3 separate regions of the Homo sapiens genome follow, and all the other regions are linked to region 3. A link is a contact called in ENCODE Hi-C or POLR2A ChIA-PET data. All regions are on one chromosome and are shown on one strand. Each heading gives the region's core, a stretch centred on a gene start or an enhancer-like site at or near the end of the contact. The rest is flanking DNA. Distances are from core to core; before and after follow the strand shown. Region 1 holds the start of IMP3 (IMP U3 small nucleolar ribonucleoprotein 3). Region 2 overlaps ANP32A (acidic nuclear phosphoprotein 32 family member A). Region 3 holds the start of PKM (pyruvate kinase M1/2).

Region 1 (4,138 bases), core at 1,469-3,968, 3.4 Mb before region 3:
TTAGTAGCCAGGTGCAGTGGCTCACGTCTATAATCCCAGCACTTTGGGAGGCCGAGGGTGGGCGGATCACCTGAGGTCAGAAGTTCGAGACCAGCCTAGCCAACATGGCAAAACCCCGTCTCTACTAAAAATACAAAAATTAGCTGGGTGTGGTGGCAGGCGCCTGTAATCCCAGCTACTTGAGAGGCTGAGGCAGGGATAATTGCTTGAACCTGAGAGGCGGAGGTTGCAGTGAGCTGACATCGTGCCATTGCACTCCAGCCTGGGCAAGACTCTGTCTCAAATAATAATAATAATAAAATAAAAAATAAAAATTAGCTGGGCATGGTGGCATGTGCCTGTAGTCCTAGCTACTCAAGAGGATTGCTTGAGGCTGGAAGGTTGAGGCTGCAGTGAGCCTTGGTCGTACCACTGCACTCCAGCCTGGGCAACAGTGTGAGACCCTATCTCAAAAACAAAAACAAACAAAAAACATAAGTGTCAATCCTTTGCTCAAAACCCCGAAGTATATGCCTCTCAACATAAAAGCCAAAGTCTTTTCAAGGGACTACAAGCTCTTTAACCTCTTCCTCTCCTCCTTGCCCACTCTGCTCCAGCCAAGATAGCTTTCTTACTCTTCTGACATGCCAGGCACATTCCTGCCTTAAGGCATTTCCACTGTTTCCTCTTCCTGAAATGTTCTCCCCCTAGATATCCACACATGGCTTAACCCCTATAAAATATCACCTTCTCAATAAGACCTACTCTGGGGCTGGGTGCAGTGGCTCATGCCTGTAATCCCAGCACTTTGGGAGGCCAAAGTGGGTGGATCACAAGGTCAGGAGATGGAGACCATCCTGGCTAACACGGTGAAACCTCGTCTCTACTAAAAATACAAAAAATTAGCCAGGTGTGGTGGCAGGTGCCTGCAGTCCCAGCTACTCAGGAGGCTGAGGCAGGAGAATAGCTTGAACCCAGGAGGCGGAGGTTGCAGTGAGCCAAGATCACACCACTGCACTCCAGCCTGGGCGAGAGAGCAAGACTCGATCTCCAAAAAAAAAAAAAGAAAAAATCAATTAGATTAAAAAAGCAAACAATCTGTATTAGCTTTCTGTTTGTTTTAGAGACAGGATGTTGTTCTGTTGCCCAAGCTGGAGTGCAGTAGTGTGATCATGGCTCACTGCATCCTTGAACTTCCGGCTTCAAGGGATCCTCCCCCCTCTTACCCCGAAACCCTCACCAGTAGCTGGGACTATAGGTGCTGCCACCATGCCTGGCTAATTTTTTTTTTTTTTTTTTGTCCATAGGGACTGAGTCTTACTATGTTGCCCAGGCTGGTCTTGAACTCCTGGCTTCCAGTGATCCTCCCACCTTGGCCTCCCAGTGTTGGGATTACAGGCATGAGCCACCATGCCTAGCCTGGTGATGTTTTCTTAAACTGGCTAAGTTTATGAGTATTTATTATACTTTATAATTTACATATTATATTATTTTCCAGATATCGAATATTTTATATATATATATATATCTTTTTGAGACAGGGTCTGGCTCTGTTGTGCAAGCTGGGGTGCGGTGGCACCATTGTAGCTCAATGCAGCCTACAAGTCCTGGGCTCAAATGATCCTTCCCCCTCAGCCTCCCAGGTAGTCAGGACTACAGGTGCGCACCACCATGCTTGGCTAATTCTTTAAGATTTTTTACAGAGGTGGGATCTCGCTTCTTTTTTCTTTTTTTTTTTGCCTAGGTTGGTCTTGAACTCCTGGCCTCAAATGATCCTCCCACCTCAGCCTCCCAAAGTGCTGGGATTACAGGCATGTGCCACCGCGCCCAACCCTCAAATATTGTATTGTAAAAGACAATGAAAAGCATACAAAACAAAAATGATCAGTGAGAAGCTAGGTGGCGTCAAATGCCCGGGCAAAAAGGGGTTAGGTCTGCAGCGCTATACTCAGATGTAACTTACAGATGCAACTAGCGGAAACAGCATTAAATTTGTTAACTCAATGCTTGGTGGCCAGAAATTCATGTCAGGATAATTCATTTGAGCACAGACTAAAGGGTTTGGACTTGTAGTTATAGTCCAAGTTTCTCAAACTTGCTGGGTTTTATGAATCATCTGACACTTTAGTTAATAATACAGATTTCCAGGCGACTCCCTTATAGATCCCTTTTCTGTGGGCCTAGGAAGCAGCCAATCAGTATTTCATGGGTTCGGTGCCACCTATCCCAACTTGACAATGAGAGATCGCTCTGCATGCCAGGTGAAGGACCTGACGCTGGCGGGCGGCGGGGACTACCAGGTCAGCCCCAGGAGAGCCGGCTCCGGCAAGCTCCCCCAAGGCATGGCAGGAGCCCAGTGCAAGTTAGCACAGTAAACCCAATCAACAAGCCGCAGTCACCCCTCTTCCCCAGAAATGGCCTCTTCAGCTCTTGCGGGGGAGACTCTGAAAGTCCCCAAAGGACAGAAGTCTAGGAGGAAATGATTGCCGCAGAAAGGGATACAGTCTTGGCTACTAAAAACCGCGCGGAACCGCCTAGGGACCCGCTCCCAACCACCCACCTCCGGTGCTTCTACCCCCTCCCTCGCAAACGCGAAGAAAAGAAGAAACGCGAGATCCCAGTGCAGAGGCGTGGTCCCACCCTGGCCAATGGGAAGTGAGGGCGTGACTTTAAGTCTTTCTTTCATTGGCCCAGGGTCCCAGGCCGTCCAGGTCTTGGGGCGCCGCGGCGGAAATCGCGCGGATGCCAGAACGCGCTCTCAGCTTCGGGTCCTGCGGCTGCGGCTGCCGCCATCATGGTGCGGAAGCTTAAGTTCCACGAGCAGAAGCTGCTGAAGCAGGTGGACTTCCTGAACTGGGAGGTCACCGACCACAACCTGCACGAGCTGCGCGTGCTGCGGCGTTACCGGCTGCAGCGGCGGGAGGACTACACGCGCTACAACCAGCTGAGCCGTGCCGTGCGTGAGCTGGCGCGGCGCCTGCGCGACCTGCCCGAACGCGACCAGTTCCGCGTGCGCGCTTCGGCCGCGCTGCTGGACAAGCTGTATGCTCTCGGCTTGGTGCCCACGCGCGGTTCGCTGGAGCTCTGCGACTTCGTCACGGCCTCGTCCTTCTGCCGCCGCCGCCTCCCCACCGTGCTCCTCAAGCTGCGCATGGCGCAGCACCTTCAGGCTGCCGTGGCCTTTGTGGAGCAAGGGCACGTACGCGTGGGCCCTGACGTGGTTACCGACCCCGCCTTCCTTGTCACGCGCAGCATGGAGGACTTTGTCACTTGGGTGGACTCGTCCAAGATCAAGCGGCACGTGCTAGAGTACAATGAGGAGCGCGATGACTTCGATCTGGAAGCCTAGCGGATCTCCCACTTTGCATGGCTGTCTTTTACAGATGGGAAAACTGAGGCCTGATGCTGGAGATTCTATGAGGGTGCTCTCCTCAAGGGTATCAGACGGTCGTAGGTTCTTAAGAATTTGATTCATCAGTGGCAGGCCATGCATAGAGCCACGGGAGGTGCGTCCTTGTTTTCCAGGGAATGTTCTTAGAACTTGGACTACTGATTATTAATTGACTGTGCCTTGGGAAACAGTGGGAAGTAACTTGGTGCAGCACTGGGGTATTGTTGGCTTCTTGTGTTGGAAACTTTGTAATGTAAAAGGAAAAACTGGAAATCCCCACGCCCTGTTTCCCTTTATCGTCTTGTGGTTGGACTGGTTCAATTCGTTTAACTCGAATTCTTGCTCCTGGCCGTGGTTAAGCTGTGTACAGATGATGGAGAGTTTGGCCTCAAGTTTTTATAAACTGAGCGAGACTAGTGTTCAGGATCTCCTCCCTTGTTTAAATGTCAATAAATGCCCCAACTGCTTTGTAAGTGCAACTTTTTAATCTGTCTGGTTTTCTTTTTTTCTCTAGAGACGGAGTCTTGCTCTGTCACCCAGGCTGGAGTGCAGTGGCGCGATCTCGGCTCACTGCAACCTCCGCCTCCCGGGTTCAAGCAATTTTCCTGCCTCAGCCTCCCGAGTAGCTAGGAGTATAGGCGCCCGCCACCGCGCCCGGCTAATTTTTGTGGTTTTAGTAGAGTCAGGGTTTCACCATGTTGGCCAGGCTGGTCTGGAACTCCTGAACTCGTGATCCGCCCGCCTCGGCCTCCCAAAGTGCTGGGATTA
Region 2 (4,528 bases), core at 794-3,293, 3.4 Mb after region 3:
ATTTGCACTTGATCCCTGTGGCCATTAAAAGCTTTTGGACAGGGGAGTAATGAGACATGATGTGATGTGATCAAAGCAGCGTTTTAGGAAGATTGAGCAGGATTTACCCTCTTTGCTCTCTAGGCCTTGGTCTTCATTCTCTGTGGCTTTTCTGTTGCATGGGTGCAGTGCTGTGGTTCTGTAATAAGATCACCAAGAACGGCTGTGGTTTGTGTTTTGAATCACTGAATTGTCAGCTCATGGATCTGAGTAGTGATGGGTGATCCTGGTCTCTCCTCTCCTCCCACCCCAGGCATCTTGGAGGCCACTCAATGACCTGTGAGAGGATAGACATCAGATGGGACAATGCTGGACTCCCACATTCAGAACCCAGCACCCGGGGCCTCTGGGGGGTGTTTTTATATCCTGATGTGTGGTTTTTAAAAACTTGTTGTAATTAATTTTACAAATTGATATAGTTGTACTTATTTTGGGGGTGCTGATATGTTTTAAGAGATTAGATGATTGAGTTTCCCATTTCACTTATTACCCAGGGTAACTGCCCCATGTCCCAGATTTCCTTCCTGGCATCCCTCAGTGATGAATCCTGGGCCCCTTGACCCATGAAATTGGCCACGTTCTTTCCGGAACAGTGACTGAGTTTGAATGTGGGGTGGGCACTCAGGCTCAAAGTGTATGTACCGAGAGAATTTTGAAACTAGAGGGACCTTATTTCTGCACTCAGGCTCTATTGTCCAGTGTATGGACTAGAGGACTAGGAGAAGCCCAGAGAGTGGTAGTGACTTCCCGAAGGTCACACAGCAAGTTAGCGGCAAGGCGGACCAAAGCCCAGGTCATCAGAGTGCCTGACAAGCATTCTGTGCACTACACCTTGGTGCATCTTGGCCCCTTTTCCTTCTCTTCCCTGGTTACTGTTCACACACCACCTGCTGGGACTCTGCTTCCAGTGCCTACCTCTTCAGTCCTCCAGCACCTACCTCTTCAGTCTTCCAGCATCCACTGAAGGTAGGAGGGGAACAACCATGTAGAAAGAGTCGAGTCTGCGGCTGGGTGTGGTGGCTCATGCCTGTAATCCCAACACTTTGGGAGGTGGAGACAGGTGGATCACATGAGGTCAGGAGTTCAAGACCAGCCTGGCCAACATGGTGAAACCCCGTCTCTACTGAACATACAAAATTAGCCAGGTGTGATGGTGGGCGCCTGTAATCCCAGCACTTTGGGAGGCGGAGGCAGGTGGATCACATGAGGTCAGGAGTTGAAGACCAGCCTGACCAACATGGTGAAACCCTGTCTCTCCTGAAAATACAAAATCAGCCAGACGTGGTGGTGGGCGCCTGTAATTCCAGCTACTTGAGAAGCTGAGGCAAGAGAATCGCTTGAATCTGGGTGGCAGAGGTTGCAGTGAGCCGAGATCACGCCACTGCACGCCAGCTTAGGTGACAAGAACGAAACTGTCTCAAAATAAAAAGAGTTGAGTCTGTAAGATTTTCACTGGGTCGTGTACCCTGCCAGTTCTAAAACCTTCATCTCCCCTTTTCCACACTGCAGCTCCCATCCCCCAGCAAAGCTAGACCCAAAACCCCTCCTTCCCTTCTTCAGACCCCAAAACAGTTCCTGCTCCTCTGTGAACACTTTTAAGAGCTATACACGCTCTTAAACCAGACAGGCCTGGGCTAGAGGCTGGGCAGTCAGGGAAGGCTTCCTGCGGGAGGTAGAACTGACAGGTCCTTGATGTGGAGTCTATACCAGCTGGAAGGTAGGAAGGAGGTTTAAGGGGGAGGAAGCAAAGGAACAATATCAGGGAGGGGCCCAGCTAGGATTCACCAGCTAAACAGGCCCATTTGGCAAGCCCAAAACTCAGGTCCTGCAGCCACCCCAGCCTGCGGAGTACTGCCCTGAGTCTGTGTTTCTGGCTGGAGGAACATCTGCGGTGGAACCAGCTCCTCTGCTTTGGTGAAGCAGAAACCCAAGTCCCTCTCACACCCGCGGGAGGAGACAGAGGAAGCCGGTTCCAGGCGGTGCAGGAGCAAGTCACAGGGTTTATGTTAATGCGGGCCCTCCCCGCGCCGGCGGCTTAGCCTATGAGCCGGGGCCCTGGCAGACAGCTTAATTACCGCTGCAGCGCGCCTCAGCTTGTGTTCCTTGGCTCCCTAAAATAATAAGGATGGCGTCACCGACTTCCCCGGGCCATGTGCTCCCCGCCTGCCTTCAGAGCTCTATTGTAGGAAACAAACAACAAAAAAAATCAGAGACGTGGATGCTTTTTTCTTGGGGAGATTTTTTGTTTGTTTTAAAGTAATAGGGGACTCTGCCCCTAGTTAAGGTTTTAAAAGATCTTCTAGAGGTGTGGAGATCTGGGTCTACTACTGTTGAGGCTGCAGAATAGCCTCCTGTTAGCAGAAACTTGAAAGCTACACGAGTGATCTGTTAATTCCATGGTCTTCCACTGGGGATGTGAGTTCTGATGCCTGGTGGTGGTGTGTGCTGCAGGGAAACGAATCGCCCAGCTCACAGTGACTCTGGCCCCAACTTTGGACCTTGCTTCTTCCTCTGAAAAAAGAGAACTGACCTACACCAGAGTTTTGCAGACTGTAGGTCACGTTACACATATTTTGTTCTAAGTAACATAAGAAAGTAATTGCAAGTGTTAAGTTTTGTTTTCAGTTGTGTATGCCTATACACACACAAAAACGTGTGTACTGAGCCACGGTGTAAAATGTAGAAAGCCACTGGCCTAGGAGATCCCTAAGGCCCTTCTAGCTTTCAAAATGTCTAACTTTTCTGTCAGAGCTTTCACTTTTCCCCAACATGGAACCTGACTGATTTCTGCAGGTTTTGCCACACTGGCTGTTCAGCAAAACCATCGATTTTATGGTTAAAACAACAAAATCACAAGCATCTATCACCCCAGTCTAAAACCTTGGTGTCTCAGACAGTTTGGCCTTCTAGCTGAAATGGGATCTGCAACAGGGGATGGCCCATTTAAAAGCTGACCTATTTAAAACCCACGAGCACCAAAAAACACAGGGTCAATTTGATATGAGTCTTCTCTTGTGTGCAAAGACTGGAACCTGAAAACCAAATTAGTCAGGGACTGACAAGGTTGAAACCAAAGCTACAAATATGTATTGAATTCTTGCTCCGTGAAGGAAAAGAAAATCAAGGGTGGTCAGGGTTAGTGTGAAAAACAAAACAAGGTGTGGATGTAAAAATCCAAAGGGGTCGGTTTTAAGCACACCATTCCTGGTTCCCCAACAGGTTAAGAGGCCTCGTATTTACTATAAGGAAGCCGTACAGACAGCTTAGTTGACTCAAATCTGCTAACCTGCCCTTCGTTTCCATTCTTGTGCCTTGACTGTACGCAACAGTAAAGATAGCCATGGAAAAAGGGGAAGGCAAGTGGCTTTTTCCAAGCTGGGGATGCTCCAAGTACATTCTTATTTAATCCAACCCTAGGTGATGGACATTATAGTCACTAAAGGAAACGGAAGCTCAGAAAGGTAAGCTGGGCTAAAAAGAAGAAAAATTGAACTTGAGCCAGTTCTCTCGGACTCGAGAGCCTGCCTTCTGTCCACCTTTCCTTGTTGCCTCAGGAAGTACTAGAAAAAGAAGGAGCAGTTCTTACTCTAAGCTTCCTTCTCTCTGGTCCTGTCCTTCAAAGGGCTCTGTTTCAGGCCCAAACTGTCCACTTTAATCAGGGCCAGCTTCACAGGCATGTGACCCGTGCAGCACGCACTTGGTTTAATGCGCTGCTGTCACTGTCTTGGAATTCTTAATTTTTAAGCAAGGGGCTCCGTGTTTTTCATTTTATGCTGGGCCCTCTAAGCCAGTCCTGGCTTTTGATATAGTGTATCTCCTCCGTTGGTCCTTCTGGGTCCCCCTCATCTGCCTTTAGCATGCCTGTTCTATCTGGTAGAGGCATTTGAAGAATGCACCCTGGCCCGGCCCCAGTCCTGCTACCTGGCACACTGGACTGGAGTTGTTTACTGGTGGCTGTCTCCTCCCAGCCGGCCACCACACCTCTTGCTGGCAAGGACCCCGACCTTGGCTTACTGTTTCTTCCGTGTCTCCTCAGCCAACAGTGTCGCAGGTGTGCCCCATGTGGAGAGGGCTGGAGACCTGCATGCAGAGCACTGGGTCATTCAGGTCAGGGGGAGTGTGCACAGCTGACCTGCCTCTCAGGGGCTTATGCTTGTCTTGGGCACAAGAAAGACTCCAAAAAACCACTGGTGTTTATAAAAGATAGGGTTCATTCAACATTTATTCGTCATACTGTTGAATACGTTTCATGACAGTTTGACTCACCTCTATATTCCCAGCACCTAATGTTATACCTGGCGCAATAAACAGGACATTTGTTAAGCAGTTGCTCTGGTCTCCGCTCCCTGGTAGGCTGATTACGGAGGACAGTCCCTGACCTCTAGGAGGATCGGATGCTTAATACACGAGTAAATGATTCATGCAGCAGCTGCCCTTGGTGCCCCAGGATGCACAGAGCTGGGTTGGAGAAGGCTTCCTGGGAAGGGGA
Region 3 (4,359 bases), core at 1,771-4,270:
TTCTGAGCCTAAAGTGCCCCCAACATTATAAACAAAAGACTAACAAGAGCTGTGGGAGTTATAAGCAAGGAACTTTGGATGAAAACTTCTGTGTGTGTGTGTGTGTGTGTGTGTGTGTGTCACAAGGACAGCCCTCCAGGACTAGTCAATTCCCAAAGAAAGAGGATGCCTATTGGGCAGTGTTGGAATCATTCACATACATCATCAAACTCCACCATAAAAGTAAATTGTCCTCAATTTACTTTTGAGGAACTGGACTTCTACACATTAAATTACAATATTTGGTCATAGGGAACTGGAACTAAGGTATGATGGAACCCAAGCTTGATCTTTTTTTGTTTGTTTGTTTGAGACAGAGTCTCGCTGTTAGCCAGGCTGGAGTGCAGTGGCACAATCTCGGCTCACTGCAACCTCCGCGTCTCGGGTTCAAGCGATTCTCCTGCCTCAGCCTCCCGAATAGCTGGGACTACAGGTGCATGCCACCACGCCCGGCTAATTTTTTGTATTTTTAGTAGAGATGGGGTTCGCTGTGTTAGCCAGGATGGCCTCGATCTCCTGACCTCGTGATCTGCCCGCCTCGGCCAACCAAAGTGCTGGGATTACAGGCGTGAGCCAATGGCTGGCACCAGGCCTCCAAGCTTGATCTTCTATACTGTGCTACTTATCGGCAAAAAGAAAATTACCTTCAGTGTGACAAATTTTTACTATGCACTTGTTTGTTTATTTATTTATTTATTTATTTATTTATTTATTTATTTATTTGAGACGCAGTCTCGCTCTGTTGCCAAGGCTGGAGTGCAGTGGCGCGATCTCGGCTCACTGCAACCTCTGCCTCCTGGGTTCAAGCGATTCTCTTGCCTCAGCCTCCCGAGTAGCTGGGACTACAGGCGCCCGCCACCATGCCCGGCTAATTTTTGTATTTTTAGTTGAGACAGGGTTTCACCATGTTGGCCAGGATGCTCTCGATCTCCTGACCTCGTGATCCTACCGCCTCTGCCTCCAAGTGCTGGGATTACAGGCCTGAGCCACCGCACCCGGCCTACTATGCACCTAATGTGAGCAACGATTCGCTGGATTTGTCTCTGCCAGAGGCTCGTGGACAGCATTTCTAGAACTGTCAGATCAAAATCTGCAACTGAGGAGTTAGTTTGCCATCAACTCTACATGTACATTTCAGTCTTGTGAACATATCTAGATTTAGAACTTTTTCGTTTGTTTGTTTTTGAGACAAGGTCTGGCTCTGTCACGGAGGCTGGAGTGCAGTGGAGTGATCTCTGCTCACTACAACCTCCACCTCTCGGATTCAAGCGATTCTGCCTCAGCTTCCCGAGTAGCTGGGATTACAGACGTGCACCACCATGCCCAGCTAGTTTTTGTATTTTTAGTAAAGACGGGGTTTCGCCACGTTGGCCAGGATGGTCTCAACTCCTGGCCTCATGTGATTCGCCGGCCTCGGCTTCCCAAAGTGTTGGGATTACAGGCGTGAGCCACTGCACCCAGACAATTTAGAACTTTAAAATACAATATAGTCCAGCATCGGCCAGATCCTTGCCATCCCAGTGTTGTCCACCACTGTTCTTAGTTTGTCCTCAGCTCAGGGGCCAGGGAGGGACTTTTATGCCATCCCTCTTTCTCTGATAGAGAGGAATCTAACCCTCCCTAGGGGGGCATGTCTTTTTTCCTTCTCAACAACTTCATGTTCTTTCACCACCTTAATAATCAAGCATTTCCTTCCCAACAACAACTAAAGGGACCAGGAAAGACTTACAGAAGAAAGTGAAAGATTTTTATCTCACTTCAAACAGAAATTTACTTTTAGGCTGTCACTGTCTCCTCCCAGCTTATCTGAGCTAACAGGAAGCGAATGAAGGCCTGTGATTCAGCTGCAGGCAGCGGGTATGCCTGAGCAGGTCACACCCATTTGGTCTCTTTTGCCAGGAAAATAAAAAAAGAACCTAAGAGAACGGTCTTCACATTTTGAATGCGCAACATTGTATCTGTGAATGAAGGCAAGAGTTAACAGCTGTTTAATTGATAACTGCTCGCATCATTAGTTGCTGGCTAACAACTGGGAAATCAGAAAATGTCTTGTAGAAAAATGTAAGAAAAGTTCCAACAATACTGACTTAAACACGACAAAGGTGAAAACAGAAATGCTGACTCCTGCATAGGTTATCGGCCCTAATGTTCTGACTTGATATTTCCAGATGCCCAGCTCTGCGCTAATATCAACACCGTCTATTTACTTTCTACTCTGAGGCATTCGCTCTGCAGGATTCCAGACCCTACTAAATTATTCACATGGCCCCAACCGGTCCTTCCTTGTTCCGCGGTCCTAACACAATGAATGGTCCTAAGAGGAAAACGGCCTCGCGCTCCCGCTCCAGGCCCACTTCGCAGTCCCTAGTTCTCCCTACTGCCGCTCCAGTGCCAGAGCCCCTCCGAAGGCGGCCAGGACCTCCAACCACGCACAAGTCTGCAGCTCTCCCCAACTTTCCGTTCAGCTCAGTCTCCGAGGGTGCGCCAGAGCAGACACCCGGAGGAGTGGGGAGTGGCAGGGCGGGGCCGGGAGAATGCTGCCCCGGAACCCATAAATCTGGGCCCTGCCCAGGTAGGCCGGGACAGCTGGGGTGGCCTGGGCCGAGAGCCAAGAAAAGACACCCCATCTGGCAGCCCAACTTGGCGGCAACAGGTGGCCCGGCGCCCGGGGGTCTGGGAGGAAAGTCGCTCCGGGGGCGGGCCCCGTTGCCCCGCCGCGTCCCCATTGGTCATCAGGTTTCTTAAAATGTGACTCTGAATCTGTGTCCTTCCGCCGCAGAATTTAGTCCCACCGAAAGGGCAACCTGCCCGCGCGTTCCGCCGCCGCCGCCGCGCTTCCTCCTGAAGGTGACTGCGCCCGCGGGGACGCAGGGGGCGGGGCCCGGGTCGCCCGGAGCCGGGATTGGGCAGAGGGCGGGGCGGCGGAGGGATTGCGGCGGCCCGCAGCGGGATAACCTTGAGGCTGAGGCAGTGGCTCCTTGCACAGCAGCTGCACGCGCCGTGGCTCCGGATCTCTTCGTCTTTGCAGCGTAGCCCGAGTCGGTCAGCGCCGGAGGTGAGCGGTGCAGGAGGCTACGCCATCAGTCCCCACCAAGGGCCAGTCGCCCGGCTAGTGCGGAATCCCGGCGCGCCGGCCGGCCCCGGGCACGCAGGCAGGGCGGCGCAGGATCCAGGGCGTCTGGGATGCAGTGGAGCTCAGAGAGAGGAGAACGGCTCCTCACGCCTGGGGCCTGCTCTTCAGAAGTCCCCAGCGCCGTTCCTTCCAGATCAGGCGGGTCCGCCGGCTCCTTTCCCGCCCCAGCCCTACCCCCTCATTCTGGTCCCATCCTCTTCCTCCTGCCCCAATCCTCAATGCGCCTCCATCCTCGCCTGCCTTCTCTCGGTCCCTCGTGATTGATTCCACCCTTGCTTCCCCTTTCTCCGCGCCGCCTGTTCCGTGCTCGTTTTCCCCTCTTCCTCCTTAAGTCTGGTCCTTCCACCCCCTCCTCTTCAAGCTGTGCGTGTCCCCTGATTCTAATGCTTTCTGTGTAACTCATTGAAACTGCGTTCTGGTTCCCCTCCCGCGTCCATTCTCCATTCATGCGCGACCGCCCTTCCCGCGCCCCAGTTCCCTCTCGCCGCCCCTCCCCCTGCTTGCTGGTCACGTCCGCTCCCCCGCATCCCCTTCCTCGCCTGGCGTGTCCGCTCCCTCCCTCCCTCTCTGCTCTGGTCGCGCCCGCCCACTTGCTCCGGTCTCCGAGCGCGGTCCCACCCCCCTTTTCCATCACCGCCTCCCAGCTCCCAGCAGGCTCGGGCGGTGCTGAGGCCCCGTGTCCGGGGCGGGCGGGCGGAGGGCTGGGCTGGGTGCCCCGCGCGGCGGGCGGGATGCGGCGGCCCGGGGGCAGCTGGAGACTTACGTAACGTTGGCCTGCCCCGCTGCCGGGAGGCAGGGCGGTTGCCCCTGCGGCGCGGTGCCGTCCCCTGTGGCCGGGATTAGATGGGCGGCCTGCGAGGGCCTGGGAATGGCTCGGGGCCCGAGAGCTCGACCGGCCCTTGCCGGGTGGCCGCCAGGGACCACGCTCCATCTCGCCGCGGCCGGGCTGCACGTAGCGGCCGCGCCCAGGGCCCACCCCGCTTCACCGGGCGATGGCCTTGGGCCTCGTAACGGGCGGGATAAACCTCTGCAGGCTTTGCTGGGGCCTCCTGGCCCTCGCCCGTTCCGCGCCTCTCCGGCACGTTTCTTTCTTTTCCTTTCTTTTTTCTTTCTTTTTTTTTTTTTTAATTATCCGGCACATTTTTTAACAAATGCGTCCTGATTGTGGAACGCGGAGGCCGCGGGGT

Evidence for each region. Hi-C counts contacts between places; a loop is a spot of excess contacts on that map. ChIA-PET counts read pairs that join two places held with the same protein, here RNA polymerase II (POLR2A). Pooled maps may share reads with other maps.
Region 1: a loop to region 3 is called in a pooled map, with 7 times the contacts of the local background. The contact joins the promoter of IMP3 here to the promoter of PKM in region 3. A Hi-C loop is called at or near these places in 6 of 50 pooled maps. POLR2A ChIA-PET finds 5 or more read pairs at or near these places in 2 of 52 experiments (BJ and CD8-positive, alpha-beta memory T cell).
Region 2: a loop to region 3 is called in a pooled map, with 9 times the contacts of the local background. The contact joins the enhancer-like site here to the promoter of PKM in region 3. A Hi-C loop is called at or near these places in 1 of 37 single-sample maps with no recorded cell type and 3 of 50 pooled maps. POLR2A ChIA-PET finds 5 or more read pairs at or near these places in 1 of 52 experiments (activated CD4-positive, alpha-beta T cell).

The regions. Positions count from the first base shown.
Region 1 is chr15:75,638,804-75,642,941 of GRCh38, reverse strand. IMP3 (IMP U3 small nucleolar ribonucleoprotein 3) reads left to right here and starts at 2,718. Exons shown (of 1, transcript NM_018285.4): 1 at 2,718-3,849. The coding sequence starts at 2,774. The coding sequence ends at 3,328. RefSeq lists a silencer at 2,564-2,723 and an enhancer at 3,014-3,073.
Region 2 is chr15:68,793,031-68,797,558 of GRCh38, reverse strand. The region is part of intron 1 of ANP32A (acidic nuclear phosphoprotein 32 family member A); the gene reads left to right. Among named protein-coding and RNA genes, the nearest start is that of MIR4312, 6.6 kb to the left of the region's middle. RefSeq lists enhancers at 1,767-2,339, 2,165-2,414, 2,765-2,974. Within about 2 kb of position 2,043, at least 30 of the 41 ENCODE cell types and tissues checked have a DNase peak (open chromatin) inside an H3K27ac peak, as active enhancers do.
Region 3 is chr15:72,229,851-72,234,209 of GRCh38, reverse strand. It overlaps PKM (pyruvate kinase M1/2), which reads left to right and starts at 3,020. Exons shown (of 11, transcript NM_002654.6): 1 at 3,020-3,094. RefSeq lists silencers at 2,579-3,078, 3,639-4,148.